Regions from separate parts of the Homo sapiens genome. Here region 2 is linked to region 1. Evidence: chromatin loops called from intact Hi-C (ENCODE). Cell type or tissue: B cell. All regions are shown on one strand. Links, peaks and the distances in the headings refer to the core of each region. The heading gives the core; the rest is flanking DNA. Region 1 overlaps ADK (adenosine kinase). Region 2 overlaps AP3M1 (adaptor related protein complex 3 subunit mu 1).

Evidence for each region. A loop is a pair of places that touch in the nucleus more often than their neighbours do. Peaks named below come from ENCODE experiments on the same cell type or tissue, not always from the same donor. Only the 100,000 strongest peaks of a DNase experiment are listed, where the experiment ranks them.
Region 2: it touches region 1 in a loop (10-fold over the local background); 3 of 110 quality-filtered maps call a loop at or near these places.

What each region holds. Positions count from the first base shown.
Region 1 is chr10:74,209,476-74,220,546 of GRCh38, forward strand. The region is part of intron 2 of ADK (adenosine kinase); the gene reads left to right. Among named protein-coding and RNA genes, the nearest start is that of ADK, 64 kb to the left of the region's middle. In B cell, for the core only: a CTCF peak has its summit at 4,297; a DNase peak (open chromatin) is centred at 4,276; H3K27ac peaks cover 2,692 bases.
Region 2 is chr10:74,120,604-74,131,674 of GRCh38, forward strand. AP3M1 (adaptor related protein complex 3 subunit mu 1) reads right to left here. Exons shown (of 9, transcript NM_012095.6): 5 at 9,304-9,389; 6 at 8,505-8,638; 7 at 5,545-5,752; 8 at 3,777-3,921; 9 at 1-3,307. The coding sequence ends at 3,207. It also overlaps a transcript of VCL not described here. Among named protein-coding and RNA genes, the nearest start is that of AP3M1, 25 kb to the right of the region's middle. In B cell, for the core only: a CTCF peak has its summit at 6,658 (motif pointing right); a DNase peak (open chromatin) is centred at 6,638.

The sequences.
Region 1 (11,071 bases), core at 2,284-6,283:
TCTGTGGTATTTTTGTTATAGCAGCACAAGGGGACCAAGACATATACCAAATGAATGAGATATATACTGATTAGTATCTTACACTGTGAAAGTGAGTTCTAATTGTCAAAATTCATTTGATAAAATATTTTTCTGATTCTGATTTTTTTTTTTTTAGAGACAAGTTTTTCTGTTTCCCAGACTGGAGTGCAGTAGCACAATCATAGCCTAGTCACTCACTGCAGCCTCAAACTCCTGTCCCTCCCACCAAAAAAAGAATTGAAAGTTATTAGGAACACCTGTGGCAGAAAGTACATTATTGAAAAGAATCTTTTCTAGTAAACTGTAGGGACACAGTGGGCATGAGGGGATAGGAAATGTGGAACATATGAATACCTCCAGTTGAGCCCTGGTCTGTAATTATGGAGGTATGTATTAATAGGGATGAAAAAGGCAGGGAAGGAATGTGTAAGGTAGGTTTGCCTTGGTTTTTCCTGACACTAGATAAATATGAAAGTAAGAGGAATGAGAGAATGAATGAAATGGTAATTGAGAAAGGAAAACCATCAGTAGAAATGAAAATACTCAGTTTTGGCTGGGCGCGGTGGCTCACACCTGTAATCCCAGCACTTTGGGAGGCCGAGGTGAACGGATCACCTGAGGTCAGGAGTTAGAGACCAGCCTGGCTAACAAGGTGAAACCCCATCTCTATTGAAAATAAAAAATTAGCTGGGTGTGGTGGCACACGCCTGCAGTCCCAGCTACTCAGGAGGCTGAGGCAGGAGAATCGCTTGAACCCAGGAGCGGAGGTTGCAGTGAACCGAGATTGCGCCACTGCACTCCAGCCTGGGCGACAGAGTGAGACTCCATCTCAGGAAAAAAAAAAAAAAAAAAAAATAGAAAATACTCAGTTTTATGACAGGAGTAGTTGAGGAGACGTGTTTTTCTTACAGATCTAAACCTTTAATAAACATACAAACCTTACATGAGTTTTTATTAATCTGAGTATGCATGAAAGATGTTACTTAATGTTCAAACCTAAAATGCCCGAAGTAGCTGGCTGTGGTGGTGCTTGCCTGTAGTGCCAGCTACTTGGGAGGCTTTAGCTGTAGTGCATCATGATTATGCCTGTGAATAGCCACTGCACTCCATCCTAGGCAATATAGTGAGACCCTGTCTCTAAAAATTAAAAAAAGGAAAATGCTCAAAGTAATTGGCCATAAATTTTAGTGCTGATTATTCAGTGCCAATAATTTACAACTGAATTATTTCTATAAATAAAAATTTATTTCTTCTACAAATGGGTGTATGTTAGCTTTGAAAGTGAAAAAAATATTTAGTGTCAAGTGAGACTGCATGTGTTAGGTTAAAAGCTAGACATTTAATTGTTTTGCTTTAAAATGAATTGTAAACTGCTCTGACACTTTTGTAGTTAATTTTTTTTTTCTTTGAGATGAAGTTTCACTGTCGCTCAGGCTGGAGTGCAGTGGCATGATCTCAGCTCACTGCAACCTCTGCCTCCCGGGTTCAAGCTATTCTTATGCCTCAGTCTCCTGAGTAGCTGAGATTACAGGCATGTGCCACCATGCCTGGCTAATTTTTGTATTTTTAATACAGACGGGGTTTCACCATGTTGACCAGGCTGGTCTTTAACTCCTGACCTCAAGTGATCCACCCACCTCAGCCTCCCAAAGTGCTGGGATTACAGGTGTGAGCTACCGTGCCCGGTCTTTTAATTAATTCTTTATAAAGCTATTGCCATATTTTTTTCTACAGCTTTCAACATTATGTTTTGTATATTTAGGTCTTTAATTGACCTGAATATTCTGTCTGGGATTTTGTTTAGTATTTATGGATTAATTTGGAAAAAAGAGATCTTTACCAACAAATTTTCTTATCCTTACAAATATTTCTTTCTGTATTTTAGGTATTCTTCTATTATCTTTTAATAACATGTAAAATTTAAATACATTTAATATGGGTTACAAAATGGTTAGGCTGATTTTTTTAAAAAACGTATACATCTTATGGTAGTGATCATTTGCTAAATCTGTTAGATTCAAAAATTCTAAAAGTAAATGCTTTTTAGAAAAAAATTCAGACCATGTAGAAGTCAATAAAGTACAAATGAAATCTGGGGTCAGTATCTTTGCAGCAGTGTGTGCTGTCCACTAGAATGTTTCATGATTATGGAAATGTTGTGTATCTGTGCTATCCAACATGGTAACCACTAGTCACATTTGGCTTTGATCATTTGAAGTGTGGCTAGTGCAACTGATGAATTTCAACATTTTATTTCATGTTAATTAAATTTTAATAGATATAATTAGCATATATGATATTAACCAGTACAGCTTAGGTTTATTGTAAAATTTTACATTTCTTTTTATATGTTTATATTTTTTAAAGGTATCTTCAAAAAAAGTTGTATCTATTGTGTATATGATATATTTTTCTACAACATATTCTAGATTATTGGTGGTGTTTGGAAATGCTTCTTAAGTTTGAATATTTTCTCTTATTTGACTACCTTGTGACCTACATTAACAGATAGTCTTTGGTTATTCTGCTTCTCTCCTTCAAAATTCTAAATTCTTAGAATTTGAAATAAACTGCTATTTGAATCTTTATGTCATTTCACATATTGAGTGATTGGTCCTGAGTTGCTCTGGGGCTTCCTCAAAAAACAACCTAAATTATGGATACTAAATGAACACAGACTACTTTCCTTCATTTTGCCCAAATAGATGCTGTTCTTTGGGTTCTTTGATGTTCAAACTTAACTTTGAATATTGAAGGAAATGGTACTTCTAAGGATAAGTAAACATAGATTCTTTTTTAACAGTTCATTTCACAGCTCAACACACACTTTTTGGAGCATATGTTTTATGGTTACTCTTTTGCCAAATACTGGGAATACAATATTAAATAACTGTTTTGCCTTTAAGCAGCTTGTAATCTAATTGAGGAGACAGATGTGGAAAGAAATCACTTACTTCTTCACAGTGGCATTATAGAATAGAGGTTAAGAGTGTGCTCTGGAGCTGTGTGACCTTGGTTATCTATGGAAGCTCAGTTTCCTTGTGAGTAAAATAAGGTTATTAGGGTTCTTGTGAGGATTGAATGAGATTATTTGAATGTTTGGCATATGTTAGCTAATATTACTGGCTACTGAGCTTGAAATCTCTCGTGCCTCTATTATTGGCAATGGAGAGCACTTGAGAGATTTAAGCAGGCAGATGACATGGTTGGATTCATATTTTAGGATTATGTGAATTGCTTTGTCTGTAGTGGATCAATAGATTTGAGGAGGCTATAGTGATAAACCTGTTGCGAGATGATGACTTGATCACTTTAGTTATGATAGAATGGTTGGGAAGAGAGTGCAGTAATACTTTTCGTGTTATCAAGGTAAGACTTGATTGATTTAATGAAGAGGGTAAAAGGAGTTAGAGATAACATTTGAATTTTTGGTTTTGGTGACTGATGGTGGTATTTACAAATGAGTTAGGGAGTATAGGAGGAGGATATGGAAGAGGGGCTTGAAAGATTGAATTGAGTTTTGTTCAAGCTTGAGATGACTATGATATCCAGGCAGGCATATTCAGGAGACAGTTGGATTTATGTTTTTGGTGGGTAGAAGAGTCATGGCTGGACTCCTTTTGTTTCTGGAGACAGGGTCTTGCTGTGTTGCCCAGTCTGGAGTGCAGTGAGTGGTGCTGTCATGCCTCCCTGTAGCCTCCCAGGCTTAAGCGATTCTCTTACCTCAGCCTCCCGAGTAGCTGGGACTACAGGCATGTGCCCTACCATGCCCAGCTAATTAAAAAAAAATTTGTTTTTTAGAGATGGGTCTCACTATGTTGCCCAGGCTGGTCTTGGAATCCTCTGACCTCATTCTCTCAAAGTGCTGGGATTACACATGTGAGCTACAGTGCCTTGCCTGGACTCTTTAATTGTATTTAATTTTACATAGTTTGACGCAATATTATTCAATAAATGGTAGCTATTACTAGCACTATTTTTATTATTATGTGGCTGGTATTTAAAGCAACCAGTAGATGAAACTTTCTAAAAAAAAAGAAAGAGTAAAAAGTAAAAGGAGTGGGCTGGAAGCTAGAACATTTAATAGATGGATAGATAAAGAATGAGTATAGAATGAGATTAAGAAAAAGCAGAACTAAGACAAGCTCTGATGAAGTATGATGAGTTTATATAAGAATAGTCAATAATACCTGATGCAACAGAGATATCTAGTAAAGTAATGCCTAAAAGGGTCCCCTGTATTTGAATGGGATGTCAGTGGCGCCCTCTGCCAGGCAAATCACAGTGCAAATATGGAGACAGAAGCCAGAAATAAAATGTATTAGCAAATAAATGGGAGGTTGATATAACATGGGCCGGTTTTGCTGATGTGACCCAAGAGCTAAGCAGTGATATCAATATCTTCCAATTCCAAATTTTAAAATGTCCTTTAATAAAATATGTGGCTAGTCATTTTGAACAATTATCAGTAAAATTTTTAAAATAAAAAGCATAAGAAAAATTAAGAATACAAAGAGTATAGTTCTATTTTAGGTATTTAGGTTTAAATCTAGTTTAATTCTTTCAGCTTTCTCTAATTGAGTTTTAATCCTCGTTTACTTTGCTAATGAGATTTAAAAATATTATTTTCATAAACCTTGTAACTTTTTGCTTTTTTATTCTAACCCTGTGATTTACTCTTAATCTATTTCTTTATAAGCTTCTTAAATTTCAGTCCAGCTTTAGTCTCAAACATTGTTGTAGTGATTAATGGTTTTGCCCCCCCATTTTCTTCCTTTGTAATATATTTTAATCAACTTTTTTTTAAATTGGAAGAGCCAATTAAATATGTTGTTTAAAATCTTGCCATATCCACACTGTCTACCTGATTGGTTTTGCCAATTCTGTAAAACTTTACTTGATACTGTTGGGATTCTTTGGACTATGTGGCAATATTTGTAGATTTATAGAAATTTTACTGATTTAATTCTTGGAAGGCAATTTTAGTTCCAAGTATTTATAGAATATTTTATTGTCATCTGCTATGTACCAAGTCTTAACTTGACATTAACTGTGCAACATTAGGCATGGCACCTCTCTTATGACTGTCCTATTTCAGAACTTCACAGTCTGTTCCTGCGCCTTTCAAGGCACTAAGCTCTGTGCTATGCTGATCTTCAGAGGAGGAGCACATTTGAATAAAAAGTGTTTGTTTCAGTCTCATTAAAAGGCTCTTATAAAAGTTATGAACATTTAAAAGTGCCCTTTCCTCCCTTTTTGAGCTAATTGAATTCTTCATTTTATAGGGGTAGAAGATTCCAGGAAGAGGGGGCAGGGATGAGTATTTATCATAATTGTTAAATAATGCGCTGGACACTTTTTGTGTAATGTTATTTGATCTGGATAGCAACCCTGTGACATAGGCAGGTTTATCCTCATTAGAGAAATTAAGTGGCTTGCCCAGTTCAGAAAACAAGTTAATGTCAGAATCAGGATGATATTGCAGGTTTTTTGATTTGTATCTAGTGATTTTTTTCACTCAGTTGTTCTCTTTGTAGGGGCTAGAGGCAGAATAAAGAGGCCCCTTCCCTGTGCTCCCTCTTGCTTCCCCGTCTTCTATTCTTTGGAGTGTATGTCATTTTTCTCCAGTAATTTAGGGCAGAAAAAAATGTTGAGGACTACCACTGTACCATTTTGTTGTCTCTGATTTTTAGGAACTATGTTCATGGTAAGAATTGATTATAAAAGAATACCTATCTATGCCATTAGAAAACAAAACATCCAAAATATAGGCTGTGCTTTGCATCATTCTATGAAAGCCATGGTGGGAAGTTGGGTTATAGCTTTCTACTAAGTTGAAAGTAGGCTCTGTCGCCTAGGTTGGAGTGCAGTGGCACAATCTTGGCTCACTTACAACCTCCATCTCCCAGGTTCAAGTGATTCTCCTGCCTCAGCCTCCCCAGTAGCTGGGACCACAGGCGCCTGCCACCACGCCTGGCTAATTTTTGTATTTTTAGTAGAGATGGGGTTTTGCTGATGGGGTTTCGCTGTGTTGGCCAGGCTGGTCTCAAACTCCTGACCTCAAGTGATCTGCCTGCCTTGGCCTCCCAAAGTGCTGGGATTATAAGCATGAGCCACTGCGCCCAGCTAATGATTTTTAATAACTTTATATAATACTGATAAATCACTCTTTTTTTTTTTTTTTTTTAAGACAGAGTCTTGCTCTGTCACCCAGGCTAGAGTGCAGTGGCTCGATCTCGGCTCACTGCAAGCTCTGCCTCCTGGGTTCACCCCATTCTCCTGCCTCAGCCTCCCAAGCAGCTGGGACTACAATGCCTGGCTAATTTTTTTGTATTTTTTTTAGTAGAGACGGGGTTTCACCATGTTAACCAGGATGGTCTCGATCTCCTGACCTTGTGATCCGCCCGTCTCGGCCTCCCAAAGTGCTGGGATTACAGGCGTGAGCCACCGCGCCTGGCCTAAATCACTCTTTTTAGTGGACTCTAAATACCACTGTGATTTGATACCCCTTTTATTCATTTATAAAAATACATAAACAGCTTCCTTTTTTGATGTTTAAAAATTTTATAGTCCTTTCTGTCTTGAATTTGCATTTCTGTTATACTTTTCACACCAGATTCTATTCTTATATGATGTATTTTATGCATAAGTTATATTTTGCCTGTAACATGCATACATTATGAAGGTAGTATATTTTTATGCATTACAGTCTTTCATGCATATTGATTACCCTATTATATGTCTTTGCAGCCAGCCAAAATGTGTAAATTTTAAAATATCTCTTAGTCATTAAATTGTAATTAGCACACGGTAAAATAACAAATGTATTAAAATGTTGCTAAATTATTTTTTATTTATTAAAAAAATTTTTTTTCTCCTTCTCTGCCTTCAAAATGTTGCTTCTCTGCCTTCAAAATGTTGGTACATTATTAAACAGAAGAAAATAGGCCAGGTGCAGTGGCTCGCACCTGTAATCCTAGTACTTTGGGAGGACAAGGTGGGCGGATCACTTGAGGTGAGGAGTTGGTGACCAGCCTGGCCAACGTGGTGAAACTTCGTTTCTACTTAAAATACGAAAATTAGCCGGGCGTGGGGGTGCATGCCTGTAGTCCCAGCTATTTTGGGGACTGAGGCACGAGAATTGCTTGAACCCAGCAGGCAGAGGTTGCGGTGAGCCACAATCATGCCACTGTACTTCAGCCTGGGTGACAGAGTGAAACTCTGTCTCAAAAAAAAAAATAAAAAAAAAAAAGTTTCACAGACAAAATATGAATCATTCCTTGTTTAACACTTAAAAGGTTTTTATACTCAGGCAATAGAATAGTGTATAGTTTCATTCACAATAGGTGAGGAGTATGTCATCCTTTTTATATTAATAAAAAGTGAGAGGAGCCCAGATGGCCGAATAGGAACAGCTCCGGTCTACAGCTCCCAGCGTGAGCGATGCAGAAGACGGGTGATTTCTGCATTTCCATCTGAGGTACTGGGTTCATCTCACTAGAGAGTGCCAGACAGTGGGCGCAGGTCAGTGCGTGCAGCGCACCGTGCATGAGCCGAAGCAGGGCGAGGCATTGCCTCACTCGGGAAGCACAAGGGGTCAGGGAGTTCCCTTTCCTAGTCAAAGAAAGGGGTGACAGATGGCACCTGGAAAATCGGGTCATTCCCACCCGAATACTGCACTTTTCCGACGGGCTTAAAAAACGGCACACCAGGAGATTATATCCTGCACCTGGCTCGGAGGGTCCTACGCCCACGGAGTCTTGCTGATTGCTAGCACAGCAGTCTCAGATCAAACTGCAAGGCGGCAGCGAGGCTGGGAGAGGGGCGCCCGCCATTGCCCAGGCTTGCTTAGCTAAACAAAGCAGCCGGGAAGCTCCAACTGGGTGGAGCCCACCACAGCTCAAGGAGGCCTTCCTGCCTCTGTAGGTTGCACCTCTGGGGGCAGGGCACAGACAAACAAAAAGACAGCAGTAACCTCTGCAGACTTATATGTCCCTGTCTGACAGCTTTGAAGAGAGCAGTGGTTCTCCCAGCACGCAGCTGGAGATCTGAGAACGGGCAGACTGCCTCCTCAAGTGGGTCCCTGACCCCTGACCCCTGAGCAGCCTAACTGGGAGGCACCCCCCAGTAGGAGCAGACTGACAACTCACATGGCCGGGTACTCCTCTGAGACAAAACTTCCAGAGGAACGATCAGACAGCAGCATTCGCGGTTCACGAAAAACCACTGTTCTGCAGCCACCGCTGCTGATACCCAGGCAAACAGGGTCTGGAGTGGACCTCTAGCAAACTCCAACAGACCTGCAGCTGAGGGTCCTGTCTGTTAGAAGGAAAACTAACAAACAGAAAGGACATCCACACCAAAAACCCATCTGTACATCACCATCATCAAAGACCAAAAGTAGATAAAACCACAAAGATGGGGAAAAAACAGAGCAGAAAAACTGGAAACTCTAAAAAGCAGAGCACCTCTCCTCCTCCAAAGGATCGCAGTTCCTCACCAGCAATGGAACAAAGCTGGACGGAGAATGACTTTGACGAGTTGAAAGAAGAAGGCTTCAGACGATCAAACTACGAGCTACGGGAGGAAATTCAAACCAAAGGCAAAGAAGTTAAAAACTTTGAAAAAAATTTAAACGAATGTATAACTAGAATAACCAATACAGAGAAGTGCTTAAAGGAGCTGATGGAGCTGAAAGCCAAGGCCCGAGAACTACGTGAAGAATGCAGAAGCCTCAGGAGCCGATGTGATCAACTGGAAGAAAGGGTATCAGCAATGGAAGATGAAATGAGTGAAATGAAGCGAGAAGGGAAGTTTAGAGAAAAAAGAATAAAAAGAAACAATCAAAGCTTCCAAGAAATATGGGACTATGTGAAAAGACCAAATCTACGTCTGATTGGTGTACCTGAAAGTGACGGGGAGAATGGAACCAAGTTGGAAAACACTCTGCAGGATATTATCCAGGAGAACTTCTGCAATCTAGCAAGGCAGCCAACATTCAGATTCAGGAAATACAGAGAACGCCACAAAGATACTCCTTGAGAAGACCAACACCAAGACACATAATTGTCAGATTCACCAAAGTTGAAATGAAGGAAAAAATGTTAAGGGCAGCCAGAGAGAAAGGTCGGGTTACCCACAAAGGGAAGCCCATCAGACTAACAGCGGATCTCTCGGCAAAAACTCTACAAGCCAGAAGAGAGTGGGGGCCAATATTCAACATTCTTAAAGAAAAGAATTTTCAACACAGAATTTCATATCCAGCCGAACTAAGCTTCATAAGTGAAGGAGAAATAAAATACTTTACAGACAAGCAAATGCTAAGAGATTTTGTCACCACCAGGCCTGCCCTAAAAGAGCTCCTGAAGGAAGCACTAAACAAGGAAAGGAACAACCGGTACCAGCTGCTGCAAAATCATGCCAAAATGTAAAGACCATCAAGACTAGGAAGAAACTGCATCAACTAACGAGCAAAATAACCAGCTAACATCATAATGACAGGTTCAAATTCACACATAACAATATTAACTTTAAATGTAAATGGACTAAATGCTCCAATTAAAAGACACAGACTGGCAAATTGGATAAAGAGTCAAGACCCATCAGTGTGTTGTATTCAGGAAACTCATCTCACATGCAGAGACACACATAGGCTCAAAATAAAAGGATGGAGGAAGATCTACCAAGCGAATGGAAAACAAAAAAAGGCAGGGCTTGCAATCCTAGTCTCTGATAAAACAGACTTTAAACCAACAAAGATCAAAAGAGACAAAGAAGGCCATTACATAATGGTAAAGGGATCAATTCAACAAGAAGAGCTAACTATCCTAAATATATATGCACCCAATACAGAAGCACCCAGATTCATAAAGCAAGTCCTGAGTGACCTACAAAGAGACTTAGACTCCCACACATTAATAATGGGAGACTTTAACACCCCACTATCAACATTAGACAGATCAATGAGACAGAAAGTCAACAAGGATACCCAGGAATTGAACTCAGCTCTGCACCAAGCAGACCTAATAGACATCTACAGAACTCTCCACCGCAAATCAATAGAATATACATTTTTTTCAGCACCACACCACACCTATTCCAAAATTGAACACATAGTTGGAAGTAAAGCTCTCCTCAGCAAATGTAAAAGAACAGAAATTATAACAAACTGTCTCTCAGACCACAGTGCAATCAAACTAGAACTCAGGATTAAGAAACTCACTCAAAACCGCTCAACTACATGGAAACTGAACAACCTGCTCCTGAATGACTACTGGGTACATAACGAAATGAAGGCAGAAATAAAGATGTTCTTTGAAACCAACGAGAACAAAGACACAACATACCAGAATCTCTGGGACACATTCAAAATAGTGTGTAGAGGGAAATTTATAGCACTAAATGCCCACAAGAGAAAGCAGGAAAGATCCAAAATTTACACCCTAACATCACAATTAAAAGAACTAGAAAAGCAAGAGCAAACACATTCAAAAGCTAGCAGAAGGCAAGAAATAACTAAAATCAGAGCAGAACTGAAGGAAATAGAGACACAAAAAACCGTTCAAAAAATTAATGAATCCAGGAGCTGGTTTTTTGAAAGGATCAACAAAATTGATAGACCACTAGCAAGACTAATAAAGAAAAAAAGAAAGAAGAATCAAATAGACGCAATAAAAAATGATAAAGGGGATATCACCACTGATCCCACAGAAATACAAACTACCATCAGAGAATACTACAAATACCTCTACGCAAATAAAGTAGAAAATCTAGAAGAAATGGATAAATTCCTTGATACATACACCCTCCCAAGACTAAACCAGGAAGAAGTTGAATCTCTGAACAGACCAATAACAGGCTCTGAAATTGTGGCAATAATCAATAGCTTACCAACCAAAAAGAGTCCAGGACCAGATGGATTCACAGCCGAATTCTACCAGAGGTACAAGGAGGAACTGGTACCATTCCTTCTGAAACTATTCCAATCAATAGAAAAAGAGGGAATCCTCCCTAACTCATTTTATGAGGCCAGCATCATCCTGATACCAAA
Region 2 (11,071 bases), core at 4,309-8,308, 87 kb before region 1:
GCCTCCCGGGTTCAAGCAATTCTCCTGCCTCAGCCTCCCATGTAGCTGGGATTACAGGTGTGCGCCACCATGCCTGGCTAATTTTTGTATTTTTAGTAGAGATGGAGTTTCACCATGTTGGCCAGGCTGGTCTCGAACTCCTGACCTCAAGTGATCCGCCCACCTTGACCTCCCAAAGTGCTGGGATTACAGGTGTGATCCACCACGCCCGGCCACACAGGTCCATTTTTCATATTCCAAAGCCCAGTATAGAATAAATAGGGTTTTCAGGGATCCACCAGGGCTATAAAACAGAGTTAGCTTTTGGGGACATAGTCCTCTTCTTCCTTAAAGAAACACTGACTAAAATAGTAGGAGCAGGTTTTTAGAGTAGAGTTGGGACATCACTTTTTCCCTGATTTTCTAGATCTGAAAGGGGTAACATGTCATTAAAGGGTGATGATATTGATATTTAGTGTTGCCAACTGCTATTATCACTGCTTTATCTTGGAAAGTTGCCGACTATAAAGACAGATTCCAGCCTGCTTGAGTTAAGGGAAAGGCCAAGGCTGCTACTGAATTAGCAGTTTCTAAAACTGTCTTGTTTTTGCCATTTACCATATGTTCACTGGTGCTGCCTTCCTGCTGTAGTATAATCATTTTCTCAAATCAGTTGCCTCTCAGGACAAGATCAGCATTTTCCTAGGGTCCTTCTGTAGCACCACTTAAGGAATGAACCTATCACAGGAACTCCCTTTGAATAAAATGATGGTGACTCCCACACGCAGGAAAGAATCATTTACTTCATTTGCTCTTGATATACTCCCTTATGAATTTAGAACAAGTGATCCAGGATTAGCTGTAACTCTGTGCTTGAAAAATATTTTACTACTACTAAGTATTCAGAAATCTTTGTTATCAGTAGGTGGTGGTAGTGATAGGGAAGGGAGCTTTGATCACTAATCTCTCAGACTGTGGCCAGAATGGTGATGCTTAAGCCAAGTATGAATGGCTATTAACATACTGAGGTTAGGGAAGGAGTACTGAGAAGTGCTTTGCAGCAACACTCGCAGCTTGTGTGATGATGCAGAAGAAAATCTGATCATGTTCACCCTGCTTTGACAATGAGCCTTGCCCATTGGAGAATGTTCAATCAATAGTAGACCTAAAAAAAATCAACTTGTTGCTTTCATCTTTTTATTGATAGCACAGCCAGAGCTACCAAAATGATTTACTGGATTCTAGCAAATTAATAAATACAGTAATTTGATTGTAAAAGGAAACATTCTACTTGGACATTTTAGTAGAAATTGCTAGAGGGAAGGAGCTCCTGGCGTACATTCTACTTGGATAGAAGAGAAGATAGCACAGGAGGAGAACTGGACAGTCCAGGTATAGATTGTTGAGATTAGGGATTCAGCAGAAAGCAAAGCAAATGTTCTCATTGTTCTTTTGAGGTACGAACTCTGAAGAGTCAAGACATTAAAAATAAAAAGCAATTGAACCGGGTAGCCAAACTTAGGCAAAAGGAATAAATATTTGGCAACATTTTGACTTTAACTGCCAATCTGAGATTAGTTTCTTCAGAAATTTGGAAGCTGCAAAACGTTGCCTTTCTTATTCCATGAAAGGCAGGGCAGGCAAAGGTAAGAAAACTGCTGAGTGGGCTCCTTGTACCAGCACCAACCAGCAGCCCTTGACAGCATAGATGGGATGAGTGTAAGGGCTATCCTTAGCATAAGGGAAAGACGGTTATAAGCTGAGAAGATTGAAAGAAGAATGGAGCCACAAAGAGAATAGCATAAATAACAAGAAGGAAACATGAAGAACAAGCACTTAAGATATTAACTTTCAGTCTTTCTCCATTTCTTGATGTCTAATGAGGCAAAATAACTGGGCAAGGACCACCAAGATGAAGAAGTTAAATAAAATGTCACAATGAAATTGAGTGCAATAATACAACTGTTGACTGACTTTCCAAAACCACGGTGATCGGTAGAGTATCATCAATGTTACCGAGGATTTTGTTTCTGCCTCATTATAACTCACTTCCATGTATTTTGTCAGTATAGTACGTATATTTAAGCACTCCAGTGACAATTATGACAATAGTTTCTGGAAGAAATCTATGACTATAGCTTTGGGAAGCACACAATATGAAAAGGGAATTTCCCCTAAAGACAAGGAATGCAGACAAATTCAAACCCTTAAGAACAACAACAAAAAAGATTTAAAAAGACTGATGACTGTGAGGCAGGCACATTTTCCTCCTTTTGCTGAACTGGGGCATGAGGCATTTAGGTTAACCATGGCTTAACTGGTGTTGGGTAAGCTTTATATTATAAAACATGAAGATGGCAAAGGTTTCACTTAAGTTTTTCTTTTACTACTTTAATTTGCTTAAAAGCACAAATGCTTGTGCTTGCAGTAACTTCCTAAAAGCAGAAGTAATGTTCCCTTTTACTACCTTAATAAAGCATTTGCCCCTTTGATACAAATGATTTTTTTACTGTGCTAACAGCTGAACCAGTGGCACAAAATTGAGATGGTATTTACTGCAGCAAGGTCCCTGTAAATCAAATTCTAAGCTTTACATAAAAATCTTATTTATAAAAAATACAATACCAAGTACAGTGAGAATGGAGCATGGAGCAGCAGTGCTCCCTGCCAGGGCCATGTGGAAGTGGCTTTTGCTACAGTGCTTGCTTAATGGCACAAGTGAAAAGCTGAATAAGGCAAACACTTGAAGAGGCAGTTTTCTGTAAACTTCTGGGGGTGGGGGGAATTTCCTCTCGGGACAGATACTGGTTTGGGATGGCTAAGATCAGAAGGTGTGATATTTGGCTGCACCTGACACATCACAGATTTAAGATAGCTTCTGCTGGATGAGACCAGTTAACTCTTTTAGGAGAGAGGTTATCACTACAGCTTTCTGCCTTTACTGTTACAATGTGCAGCCGCCAGATGGTATCCTCCTATGGAAAAAAATCACCTCCAAAATCTTCCTAAGTGAAAAGATACAAAATAAGCTAAGTCACTAAAAGGTTTCCTTAGCTTAAAGCTCCTTAAGAATCCTACATTGATAACTAAGTAACTTTGTTAGCGGTGTGTAGCTAGACACAAATGCTTTAACTAGAATATGTATTCCCACTCACTTGGTACCTAATAGTGATACATCGTAATGACACTTGGAAAACAAACTGGTCCTGAGGAATTTTGGCCTCTTCTCATGTCCTCACTTGGAACTTTCCAGCTTTCGTGACGTATTTGACTCCTTTAAATGGCTTATATTTCTCCCCATACATGTCCAAACGGTTTACTTTTAAGCCTGTATCAAAAAGAATGAAAAAGAATAAATTATCATCATCCCAACCAATATAATGTTAGCAATGAGCGCTATATGGTAAATCTGACATTAACCAGTGTCCCTTCCACCATTTGGAAGAAATGTCTCTTCTATCATTTACAAATTATTGCACTTTGATGGTATGGTTTTGGTTAAGATTCCCACACAGGCAGGGAATGTCTGTGAAGTATAATTCTACTTTCTGTGAATATGAATAACTCTCTTTTTGGTGCTTAAATGAGGGCGGAGGTGAGGGGAAGCTGTTTGAAATAAGGTGCTCTGAAAAATCATTTGGTCGGTGCCTGTGAGACTGCCCCACCAAGCACAGTATAAAAGGCAAATGGGCTACTGCTCTTTCTAGAGAAGGAAACTTTTGTTACTCTTCTAAATGCCTAATAAATGAGCTTGCAAAACTCAATTACCCTTAACTACAAGTCAACCTTATCCTTACCTGAAATAGCAAGCTGCTGGATCTTAAACTGTATGTTGAGGCTCGGATTCTCTTCTGGTTTGGGGGCTCCAGACTGTAAATTTACCAGTCCTTTAAGACTTGGGAGCTTTTGTGGAGTAATTTTTCCCACATCCCATGTTAGTACCTTAAAAAGACAAAAAATGAAAAACAAATAGAACCATTTATTAAAGACAAACCCTCAAAAACAAAGTTCAAAGATATCATAAACTTCTGTACAAACTGAAGTGCAGTCTCTTGAAAACAAGAGATCTGGCATCTACAGTGAGTTTACCTCTGATTAATTCTGTGACTTTGAATGGGGAGTGAGAGCAGAGAATCTACATTTGTTGAGCATTTTCTTTTGTATTAGCACCGTGCTTAGCATTATTCATATGTTGTCTCATTGAGGGCTGTGAAGTAGCTTTTGTCTTCTATTTACAAATGAGGAAATTAAAGCTCAGAGGACATTAAGGCTCAGAGATCAAATGACTCGCTCAAGGTCACATAGTTAGTCAGAGGTAAGGCTGGGATTTGAACCTAAGGCCCTCTGATTTCAAATGTTCTCCATCATAACCATCTTCACTTTTCTCTGGGCCTGTTTCTTTTTCTTTTTTTTTTGAGACAGAGTTTCACTCTTGTTGCCTAGGATGGAGTGCAATGGTGCAATCTTGGCTCACCACAAACTCTGCCTCCCAGGTTCAAGCGATGCTCCTGCCTCAGCCTCCCAAGCAGCTGGGATACAGGCATGCGCCACCATGCCCAGCTAATTTTGTAGTTTTAGTAGAGATGGGGTTTCTCCATGTTGGTCAGGCTGGTCTCGAACTCCTGACCTCAGGTGATCCACCCACCTCGGCCTCCCAAAGTGCTGGGATTACAGGCGTAAGCCACTGCGCCCAGCCTCTGTTTATTTTTCTGTAAAATAATTAGATTGACTTAAGATGGTGTTTTTAAAACTTTTAGCTGTGAAACCCATTGTTCAAATGAAATCTTCGGTGTGAAGGCTCAACAGCAGATGAGAAAGAAAGCAAAGCTGTCATAGTTGAAGCTGTGGTAAAGGGCCAGGAATCTGAAGCTCCCTTTCTCAGCCCTGTGTGGTCTCCAGGAGGAGGTTCTTTGAATCCTTACAACTGTATTAAATAATCTTTAACATTCTATGATGTTATTCAAAAAACATGTCTTTTCATTTATCAGGTAGCTCAATGACTCTGCTATTGAAAACAATCATATTTACCAGCTAATCAGGAAGCTGAGAGAAAATCATCTGCTACAGTTTCTCTGAAAACCCTCTGTTACACAAAAATTTAAGTAGAGTGAGGAAGCAACTTTCCTAGCCCTGTGAAAGAGTATGAAATAATGCTTTTAAATTATAAAGGAAGAAAAAGGTCTTAGTGATCAATTTATATAGAAAACTTAGTAATTCATAGACCATCATAATATCTTCTTCAATCTACATAATGTTTTCTCTTTTTAAAAAAGCTTTTACTTCTTTCTTATTAGATAGCAGAGTCAGGCTCTGGATTAATAATGGATGAGTGAAGGCACACTCTGAAAAAGGACAGAATGACACATTTTTCTGTTCATCTACTCAGTAGCAGCTGCAGGATTCCTTCTGCAGCCAGTGGCAGAAGCACAGCACAGTATGCTCTCTAGGTTTTGATACGAACTTTAGTTTTAAACAAGGTGCCAAACCTTTCCCTCCATTCCTCCCCACAAATCACAAAATAGATTGCAGAAACACTTGCTCACTCTTGATTTGAAGTGGCTGTACCTTGGTGACTGGATCAAATGTATAGCTGCCTTGTGTGGGTGTCAGGTTCATGTTCAGCACAACTTTTGGCATGTGAACTGTCACTGTAATTCCTTCAATAGTTTTCCCCATATTCTGCTTTGGTCCAATTGTTATATCAAATCTGCCGCAAGAACTGTTCTCCTTAAAGCTGATACTATGTTTCACATACACTGGTATTGCCACTAGACTAAAAAGAGAAACAGAGAAAGATACAAAAGCACAAACACAATTAATGGTGTGGGGAGAGCTCCAGAGGTATCCTGAAAACCTCTGTCCAGAGTATCCTACCCTGCCTTTAACTCCACAATAAGGTACTACAGAGTTGGCTCTCTGTAGCCACAGTTCTGCATCCTTGAATTTGACCAGCTGAGGATTGAAAATATTATTTCACAAAATTGGCCAGGCGTGGTGGCTCATGCCTGTAATCCCAGCACTTTGGGAGGCCGAGACCAGGGTTGGGAGGGGATCACCTGAGGTCAGGAGTTTGAGACCAGCCTGGCCAACATGATGAAACCTCGTCTCTACAAAAATTAGCTAGGGCTGGGCGCGGTGGCTCACACCTGTAATCTCAGTACTTTGGGAGGCTGAGGTGAGGAGTTCAAGACCAGCCTGGCCAACATGGTGAAACCTCGTCTCTACTAAAAATACAAAAATTAGCTGGGTGTGGTGGCTCATGCCTGTAGTCCCAGCTATTTGGAAGCCTGAGGCAGGAGAATCGCTTGAACCTGGGAAGCGGAGATTGCAGTGAGCTGAGATCGTGCCACTGCACTCCAGCCTGGGCAAAGGAGCGAGACGCCATCTCAAAAAAAAAAAAAAAAAAAAAAAAAAAAAAAGTAAAAAATAACAATATAACTACAATAAAAATAAAAAGTCAACATGGTATAACAATTATTTACACAGTGTTTACAGTGTACTATCACAAGTAACTTGGAGATGATTTAAAGTATACAGGAGGATGTGCATAGGTTATATGCAAATACTACACCATTTTATGTAAGGGACTCGAGCATCTGCTGATTTTTGCAACCAGTCCTCCAAGGATACCAAGATGGCAGTACCTCTAGAACTGCAGATTCAGTATCTACACAAGGGGGAGCTGAGTACAGCATAATGTTCTTGTACCACTGTGCTGGGAACTGTATACAAATCAAGACAGAAATCTGAAGTTTAATAACAGTATAAACAATTGGGGTGGCTGGGTGCAGTGGCTCACACCTGTAATCCCAGCACTTTGGGAGGCCAAGGCAGGCAGATCACTGGAGGTCAGGAGTTTGAGACCAGCCTGGCCAACATGGTGAAATCCCCTCTCTAATAAAAAAAAAAAATAACAAAAAACAAAAATTAGCTGGGCGCGGTGGCAGGTGCCTGTAATCCCAGCTACTTGGGAGGCTGAGGCAGGAGAATCGCTTGAACCCAGGAGGTAGAGGTTGCAGTGAGCCAAGATCACACCATTGCACTCCAGCCTGGGTGACAATAGTGAAACTCCGTCTCAAAACAAACAAACAAAACAAAATAACATAAAACAAACAAACAAAAACAATTGGGGCAAATGGCCCTAGTTTAAAATGAATTATGATCCCACTGAAAAATAATGTAAAATATGTTTTATATAAATGAAAACAGTTCCTATGTGATAAGAGCCAAGAAACAGGCCAGGCACGGTGGCTCACGCCTGTAATCCCAGCACTTTGGGAGGCTGAGGTGGGCAGATCACCTGAGGTCTGGAGTTCGAGACCAGTCTGACCAACATGGAATAACCCCGCCTCTACTAAAAACACAAAATTAGCCGGGTGTGGTGGTGCATGCCTGTAATCCCAGCTACTTGGGAGGCCGAGGCAGGAGAATCACTTGAACCCTGGAGGTGGAGGTTGCAGTAAGCCGAGATTTCACCATTGCACTCCAGCCTGAGCAACAAGAGCCAAACTCCGGCTTAAAAAAAAAAAAAAAAAAAAAAAAGGAAAAGAAAAGAGCCGAGAAATAATTTCTCTGTTTTTGAGTTCTGTCATGATGTTACTCAAATAACTTTTGGTATTTTCAAGAAACAAACTACCTATAACTCCGATCCCCAATGCTAAATTTTTTTTTTTTTTGAGATGGAGTTTTACCCTGTTGGCCAGGCTGTAGTGCAGTGGTGTGATCTGTCACTGCAACCTCTGCCTTCCAGGTTCAAGTGATTCTCATGCCTCAGCCTCCTAAGTAGTTGAGATTATATAGGCACACGCTACCACGCCTGGCTAATTTTGTGTTTTTAGTAGAGACAGGGTTTCACCATGTTGACCAGACTGGTCTAGAACTCTTGACCCCAAGTGATCTGCCCACATTGGCCTCCCAAAGTGTTGGGATTACAGGAGTGAACCACTGCACCCGGCCCCTCAATGCTAAACAGTTCCTTAAAAACTCAACGCAGAGAAGACGTACTTGAAGCAGGTAAATTGGGGAATGTCCTCACGAACTACAGGTAGGTCTGTCTCCTTGTTGGCCACAAACTCTACAGACTATGGTAAGATTATGGCAATGGTTCATGGTTTTGCCCAGGTTATGCATGGTCCGTTTTGCTCTGCTTGCAAAGTACTCAGCTTTCAGAAGCAGAGCAAAATGGACCATGCATAACCTGAGCAAAGAACCAGTGCCATAATTTGACCATGCATAACCTTGCAAAGGACCGGTACCACAATTTTTGCCCAGGTTATGTATGGTTTGCTTGTTCTTGGCTATAGATTTTACTCTAGTCTCACTTAGTACCACTCTACACTCATACATTCAAAGTATACGGATTATTTTAGGTGCGTATTTTCACCCGTTCTCACTGGGTCTCCTGGTGAGCTATGGTTAAAGTGAGCAGTGATGACCTCAAGTACTCAACTTTCAGAAAGAAACAGGGAAAGGTGAGTTGTACTTGATATGTATGATGGCAGATTCTGGCTGATGCATCAACATACTTTTGTGAGCTGACACGGTATGATATGAGTCGGAAATTTCCATCTGGAGGAATAAATGACAAAACTCTTTCAGATTCCCAACGCTTGAACCGGATGCAGGGGTGAAAGCTGACATCATCCAGAAGCCTAGGGTTCTGCCAGAAAAACAGAAGACAGTCGTTCATAGACTATAATGAATATGGGAACTGTACTCAGATACCTTGACAAATATGTTCCCTGAAGATAAAGCAGTCATGGAAGAGTTTATGACCACATCTACACAACCTTATAGTTTCATAATGCTTTAAAGTTTGTAAATATTTTATGTACATTATTTTATTTGAATTTCAATAACTATAAAGGAGAAAAGGCAAGTAGTATTATTTCCCTTTAACAGATTAAAAAACTGAGGTTCAGAGGACTTAAGGTCAGAGCAAACTGGTGACAACACCAGAAGTCAGTTCTCTTAATTGTTCCTAGCAGTATATCATGCTGACTCTAAAATGATACAAAAGACCAGTGTCCTTTCATATCAGCAAAGCAAATAATTATTCAGTAAAAATGATACTGGATATTTGCAGAAGCCAGCCAGCCAATTTTAAGCCCCTTCTAGCACACTCAGGCAAAGACCTCCCTTAGTCTTTCCACAAAGACCACGCTCATCATGTAAGCGACTGTCTTAGGAAACTCTGCTAGGAATATTTCTGAGATAATCCTTTGCAATCTAAGATGCAAACTTATCTCAATATTTATCATTTCATTTAGTACTTCACATGTATTAGGCATTCAAGGGGCTATAAAACAGGAGAATAAAACTTACCATGAAAGAAAGGGAGAGATCAGGCATTCCAGATAGTTTAATGCAAGCATCAATGACCCCCTGAATTTCTGCAAAGACTGTAGATCCTGAAGAAAGAAAAAAAAAAGGAAGATAACATCAATGGAATATGAGTCTTCACTAGACCTATCACTGTATCTTTTTATTTTTATTTATTGTTTTTAGAGACAGAGTCTTGCTCTGTTGCCAAGGTTGGAGTGCAGTTGTATGATCATAGCTCACTGCAGCCTCACTCCTGGGCTCAAGTAATCCTCCTGCCCTAGCCTCCCAAATAGCTGGGAATATAGGTGCGTGCCATGACACCTAGCCCAACAATCACTACATCTAGAACAATAGAGATACCCTCTGGGTGTCAGATTAACTGAAGCTTTACATCTCTATTAACAGGTCAGGGGACAAGGTCCATACTTAACTCTGGCTGGAATATAATAATAATTCTTTTATTTTTAAGAGATAAAGTCTGACTAGCTAGTCCCAGCTGGTCCCCAGAGTAACTGAGACTACAGGTATGCCACTGTAGAATATAATTTTTTTTTTTTTGAGACAGGGTCTTGCTCTGTCACCCAGGCTGGAGCGTAGTGGTGCTATGATAGCCAGCCTCAACCTCCTGGGCTCAAGCAATCCTCCCACCTCAGCCTCCCAAGCAGCTGGTACTACAGGCATGCACCTCCACGCCTGGCTAATTTTTGTATTTTTTTTGTAGAGACAGGGTCTTGTTATGTTGCCCAGGCTGGTCTCAAACTTCTGGGCTCAAGCAATCCGCCTACCTTAGCTTCCCAAAGTGCTGGGATTACAGGTGTGAGCTACCATACCCAGCCAGAATATGCTAATTCTAAGGAAAATTAAACTGTTTCCTTTATGGAGCCAACCCTGTAAGATGACTGGATATGAGTTTAAAACATTTGGCAGGACGCAGTGGCTCATGCCTGTAATCCTAGCACTTAGGGAGGCTGACGTGGGTAGATTATCTGAGCTCAGGAGTTTGGGACCAGCCTGGGCAACATGGCAAAACCCCGTTTCTACTAAAAATACAAAAAATTAGCCAGGCGTGGTGGTGTGTGCGTGTAGTCCCAGCTACTTGGGAGGCTGAGGCAGGAGAATCGCTTGAACGTAGAAGGCGGAGGTTGCAGTGAGCTGAAACCACAACACTGCACTACAGCCTGGGCGACAATGTGAGACTCTGTCTCAAAAACAAAATAAAACAAACCAACCAAAACCATTTTCAATAGAATTTTATTTTTTTTTAATTTTTTTTTTGAGACGGAGTCTTGCTCTGTCACCCAGGCTGGATGGAGTGCAGTGGCGCTATCTGGGCTCACTGCAAGCTCTGTCTCCCGGGTTCACGCCATTCTCCTGCCTCAGTCTCTCGAGTAGCTGGGACTACAGGCGCCTGCCACCACACCCAGCTAATTTTTTGTATTTTTAGTAGAGATGGGGTTTCACTGTGTTAGCCAGGATGGTCTGGATCTCCTAACCTCGTGATCCACCCGCCTCAGCCTCCTAAAGTGCTGGGATTACAGGTGTGAGCCACCGCGCCCGGCTTCAATAGAATTTTAAAATGTGGCAAGTGTATTATGAAATGGACTAAGTTAACTTTTAAGAAATAGGATCCATAATAGAAAGATATCTCTTTTTTTTTAAGAGACAGGGTCTCCCTCTGCCATCCAGGCTGGAGTACAGTGGTGTGAACATAGTTCACCACAGCATTGAACTCCTGGGCTCAAGCAATCCTCCTGCCTCAGCCTTCTGA